Linked DNA regions of Homo sapiens: region 1 is linked to region 2. Evidence: read pairs that join two places in POLR2A ChIA-PET (ENCODE). Cell type or tissue: Panc1. All regions are shown on one strand. Links, peaks and the distances in the headings refer to the core of each region. The heading gives the core; the rest is flanking DNA.

The links. ChIA-PET counts read pairs that join two places held together with the same protein. Peaks named below come from ENCODE experiments on the same cell type or tissue, not always from the same donor. Only the 100,000 strongest peaks of a DNase experiment are listed, where the experiment ranks them.
Region 1: POLR2A ChIA-PET joins it to region 2 with 5 read pairs; 9 of 35 experiments call an interaction of 5 or more read pairs at or near these places.

What each region holds. Positions count from the first base shown.
Region 1 is chr5:74,771,814-74,774,735 of GRCh38, forward strand. It overlaps NSA2 (NSA2 ribosome biogenesis factor), which reads left to right. Exons shown (of 6, transcript NM_014886.6): 5 at 2,055-2,247. Among named protein-coding and RNA genes, the nearest start is that of NSA2, 6.0 kb to the left of the region's middle. In Panc1, for the core only: no CTCF peak of the experiment used is centred there; no DNase peak of the experiment used is centred there.
Region 2 is chr5:74,849,543-74,852,464 of GRCh38, forward strand. All of the region lies in intron 1 of FAM169A (family with sequence similarity 169 member A), which reads right to left. Among named protein-coding and RNA genes, the nearest start is that of FAM169A-AS1, 15 kb to the right of the region's middle. RefSeq lists an enhancer at 2,500-2,679. In Panc1, for the core only: no CTCF peak of the experiment used is centred there; no DNase peak of the experiment used is centred there; H3K4me3 peaks cover 166 bases; H3K27ac peaks cover 2,009 bases.

The DNA of each region.
Region 1 (2,922 bases), core at 247-2,746, 78 kb before region 2:
ACTGCACTCCAGCCTGGGGGACAGAGCAAGATTCTGTCTCAAAAAAAAAAAAAAAAGAAAAAAAGAAAAAGAAAATCTTTGAAAAAAGGAAGATAATTTAATATAGCTTAATTTCTGTTGAAGGCAGCAATAGTAATGTGACCCCAAACTTCCCCACCCCTGGGGAGAAACATAGTTGAAGATATATTTTTGCAAAATCCCTTCAAAGAGACTGAACTATTCTCCCAGTTAGATACACAGCCTCAAAAAAACAAAGTATCAGAGAGAGGAAAGTTGCAACATGCCATAATCCTAGTGTTCAACCTGAGTAATTTTTTTTTTTTTTTTTTGGGACGGAGTCTCCCTCTGTATCCCAGGCGGGAGTGCAGTGGCACGATCTCGGCTCACTGCAAGCTCCGCCTCCCGGGTTCTCGCCATTCTCCTGCCTCAGCCTCCCGAGTAGCTGGGACTATAGGTGCCCGCTACCACGCCCGGCTAATTTTTTTGTATTTTTTTGTAGAGACGGGGTTTCACCGTGTTAGCCAGGATGGTCTCGATCTCCGTGATCCGCCCGCCTTAGCCTCCCAAAGTGTTGGAATTACAGGCATGAGCCACCGTGCCCGGCCAACGTGAGTAATTTTTAATAGATTAAAATATTGGCAAATAGCCTGTTTCTGTAAATAAAATTTTAATGGAACACAGTCATGCCTGTTCATTTACATATTGCATAACCCCTACCCCTAGAATTGAGCAGTTGCAACAGAGGCCATATGGCCTGACAAAGCCTAAAGTGTTTACCTATTGGGTTCTTTACACAAAATGTTTGCCCACCCCGGATTATATCATGGACTCGACTTGTTTTGGTTTCATATTCATAGTCTGAATATATTTTGGTAGCCTTAACAGTTCTACAGGGAGAGAATATACAAGTCAGGCTATTCTAGGTTTTCTGTAGTTTCACAGATTTGTCATTATAATCAGATGGCATCCTGAATGGTGTCAGTTTCTTACAAGCTTGATTAATGAGTCTGTTACTAAGAAACTGATTTAGTGATTTTTTCCCCCCATCCCCATGCACACAAAAATGAAGACTGCAAAATGTTGTGACGTTTAAAGTACTACACCCTAAAAGACCTTATTAGGTGACTGGGTGACTCCATAACCAGTTTCTGTAACAAAGACTCCTCTGGGTCTCCTCCAGTCTCATATTGCCATCAACCTAAAGAAAGCTGACAGTCCACTCCTTTTTTCATCATGGAAGGTAGCCGAGTTATATAAAGACTTGGAATCAGGATATTAAGGTTTGAGTCTGTTTACCACTCACCATTTAATCTGGAAACAAGTCATTTAACCTGCTGATCCTTGTTACATCATTTGAAAACAGAGGAGAGGGGATGTGTTTGTTGTGAGGTTATTGTGTTTAAGTGAGCCAGTTGTGAGCTAGCATAGTGGCCTGGTATATATAAAGTCCTTAGTAAGTCTAAGTGTAGATGACTAGACAGTAAAAATCTGGGTATGTTGCTAGGTAGCTATTACAGGGTGAAAAAAAAAAAAACTTTTCAGAGGCTAGCTGTGGTGGCCTGTAATCCCAGCACTTTGGGAGGCTGAGGTGGGTGGATACGTTGAGAGCCCAGGAGTCCAAGACCAGCAGGCAACATGGCGAAACCCCATCTCTACCAAAAAAAAAAAAAAAAAAAATAAGCTAGGCATGGTGGTGCGTGCCTGTAGTCCCAGCTACTCAGGAGCCTGAGGTGGGAGGATGTCTTGAGCCCAAGAAGTCCAAGCTGCAGTGAGCCAAGATCACGCCACTGCACTCTGGCGTGGGCAACTGGGCAAGACCCTGTCTCAAAAGAAAAAGAAATTCTTAAGTATTTGTGTGGGTGTTTTCCCCACATATTTATACTGTAACCATCAGCTTTTTACTCTGTAAAACATATTTTGTTAGCTTCTTTAAGATGACATTATTCAACCATAGTTTTTTGGAGATGGTTGAAAAAGATAAGCGAAAACGACCACTACTCATCACTGTTAACATTTTGGACGTAAACATTCTTATGTTGTGTTTGACTTACTAGGGCTTGCGTTTCAAGAAAGCCCATGTAACACATCCTGAACTGAAAGCCACCTTTTGCCTACCAATACTTGGTGTAAAGAAGAATCCCTCATCCCCACTGTATACAACTTTGGGTGTTATTACCAAAGGTACTGTCATTGAAGTAAATGTGAGCGAATTGGGCCTTGTGACACAAGGAGGCAAAGTTATTTGGGGTAAGTGAATTTTTGAATACAGGGCTGCTGTGTTCTGCAGTACTAATAGAAATACTATTCAAGTTGATGTATTAATAAAATATACAGCAAATTTTTTTAATGCAGTAGAGCTAAAACACTGTAAATCAGATGTAAATATTTAGTAAAAAATACTTTATAGAAAAAGTTGTTATAAATACAATTGTTTTAAAATTTAGCTTACTGGTTTTAGTTACATAAGGTGTAATACATTCTGCTAGATTTATTTTTATCCTTTTTAGCCAGGCACAGCAGCTCACGCATGTAAATCCCAGCACTTTGGGAGGCTGAGGCGGGTGGATCACCTGAAGTCAGGAGTTTGAGACCAGCCTGGCCAACATGGCAAAACCCCACCTCTACTAAAAATACAAAAAAATCAGCCGGGTGTGGTGGCGAGCACCTCTAATCCCAGCCACTTGGGAGGCTGAGGCAGGAGAATCACTTGAACTCAGGAGGCGGAGCTTGCAGTGAGCTGAGATTGTGCCACTGCACTCCAGACTGGGAGACAGAGCAAATCTCCATCTCAAAAAAAATTTTTTTAACCTTTTTAATAAAAATTATTATAAGGGAAGCAGATGCAAAGTTATAACTAAGAAATATTATAAGAAAATAGAATAAATTAACCATGAGCAGAGGAAGGGAGGCATATATCAAACA
Region 2 (2,922 bases), core at 190-2,689:
CTCTCACAATGGTCTCTCCAACACCGAGAATAGGTTAGGTATCCAGGCAACATAATCAGCAATGCTCTCAACCTTATTTCTGAACCTTATTATGATTCCTCTCTTGATCCCTCCCTTTTCTGTTTTCTAACATCATTTCCTTCCCTAATTAACCTGGGCCCTGTACTACATCAGCTCAACTAATCCCTTTACCTTACTTTTTCTTCCATCACTCCTGCCCTACACAAGGTCCTAAACGCTAGATTCCTCTAACCACTCATCTTTTTCTACTATGAGAGCCGAGTTTTTGAATATGACAAAATAACTGCTACAACTATCAAAATCTCAGATGGGCCTCAACACTGTTCAGCAATCCTTTTCTGTTTTCTGGGAAAGTAAAAACATTTAATTATGTATGGGTTAGGACGGCCTATAAATTAGGTAATAGAGCAGGAAGTTGAATGGGATTCATATCTGTTGGCTCTCCTTATTTCAAGCAGGAAGCAAAACCATCTTTTGAAGTTATAACCACTAATCCGATAGTGGACTATGTGCCAGGTTCTATTCCGAACACTTCACGTGTATCACCTGATGTAACTTTTATCTAAAACCCATGAGGTGGGTGTTTTAATTCTCTTCACTTGGCCGAAAAGGAAACAAAGACACAAAGTGGCTGAGTAACTTGTTCAAGGCCACACTACTAGTAAGCAGCAGAGCTAGTATTTGAACCCGGCAGTCGGACTCCGATGTCTGTTTTTTTCCATCACATTGGTATGTCTGAAAGCACAGCATCTCAGGCAGCCCTAATACGGTTAAAGATTGCTTAATATATGTCAGGGGAAGTGTTCCAAGTATTCTTTCCAACTCAAGGTTTAATTCTCTCTTCATGTACAGGAAAATACTCCTAGATAAGAAATCATTTAAGCATGAAGATACTGCGTATTTGGTATGTTTTAGGCCTTCAAAAGCAAAATCCAGCTATATTGCAAAGGATTTTGAGAGTGTGTGAAAGCTGGTATAAAATACTGGTTAAGGGAGTGTATTCTTGAGCCAAACTAACAGGATTACTAGCTATGTAACCATGGGCAAATTACCTGAACATACAGAACACATAGAGGAAAATTCCTTCTGGTTGAGAAAGGAATAAACTGCTGCAACTAATAACTAGAAATCAATCAAAACTTTTGCATCTAAAAAGAAAAAACTCAGAGGCAAATTATAACCAGTATGACTTATACAATCTAATACCTTAATACAGATGAATAATGCAGTGTTTTTTTTAAAAGCTAAGATGCAAATAAATAAGCAAAGGTCATGAATAGAAAATTCATAAAACAGGAAAAACAAACCACTTCTTTTTTTGAAAAAATGCCTACTTGCATTAGTTTTTTGCTTTGTTTTTGTTTGTTGTTAGAGACAGAATCTCACTCTGTCACCCAGGCTGGAGTGCAGTGGCACGAACATAGCTCACTATAGCCTCAAACTTCTGGGCTCAACAATCCTCGTACATCAGCCTCCTGAATGGCTAAGAATACAGGCACATGCCACCACACCCAGCTAAGTTTTTTAAAAGATTAATATGTCTGTACAGCAAAGTCTGGAAGGATACATTATAGTGTTAACAGTAATTACTCCTGGTAAGGTGAAGGAAGAAGAGAGAGGGCCCCAAGGCAGGAAACACAAGAGAAGAAAGTCAATTCCCCTTAGGGCCTCCTTCCTCCAGTAGCTCACTTCGTAGTGCAGTCTCTCTTGGATACGGCCTATCTTGTGATAGGCAAAATTTGGGTTACATGCCTCCATCCTAATTCCAAGGGAGACAAAATATCAATTTTTAGTGTTCCACCCTGGGGAGCCAAAGCAGGACTCATAAGGCTGAAATGAAACTCATAAAGTTATTTCAAAGGTGCTCAACAGTTGGAACACAAAATACATACTGAATTACCACACCCAGGAATGGATGATAAATCATTATCTTAATATCTATATTCTATGAACAGGAAATAGAGAATGCTACTTACTTGCCTCGAAACATTTGCAAAAGCCTAACAATAAATTAATAGATATTTAAGAGAGAAAGAAATAGAAATGGGCTTGTAATTGAAGCTTCCACATGATCCTACTACATACTGTAGTACAGTAAAGTAATACATTTGCCTGTGGAATATGTCAGCAACTCTGGTACTTCACAACCCAGACTACTAAATACTCTTTATAAATCAGCAGTGTACAAAGCTCAGGAAAGAAAAAATAAGCACTTAAATTAATAAATCATAAAATTGTGTCCATTTCAACACTGACAATATAAAATTTCTTACATTATACCTGGCTTCTCTACCACGTATCTGACTATACAGGGACTTTAGTAAAGTTAACAGGGATTGGACATAGTAAACCTCCAGGATACAACCAATTTTTAAAAACACGAGTCTAACTATATGTTCACTGTTGTAGATATTTTTAACATAAAATATCACAGAGATTTGTCTCATTTAGAACAATGAAGACTGATGTTTTCATTTTAAAGGAAACATGTCTAACTCACAACAAAAGCAAAAAGAAACCAAAACTTGGCACTTAATTTTGGCATACCATTTGCGAAATATTCTGCTGAGTCACAATCCCCATCACTACCCGACCAAACTCCCTAGTATTTTCACTAGACAACTAAGAAATATAACCATGGGCTGCCATTATATAGCAGAGTATCTCAGCAATTTGGAAAAATGGCAGCCCCTGAACCACAGGCTCTCCAATTCTGTGCTTTTGGGCCTCTCCAACTCTGCACTTGGAGCTATGGCCTCATTAACCTGCTTGTGCTACTCTCTTGCAAACTCAGGTGGGCTTATTTACCCAGATTCAGTACAATTCTTACCTCTCATTGGCAGCAGGCCCATGGGAAGAAGGTACAAGAGACAGTAGTCTTATCTAACTTCAAAGCATATT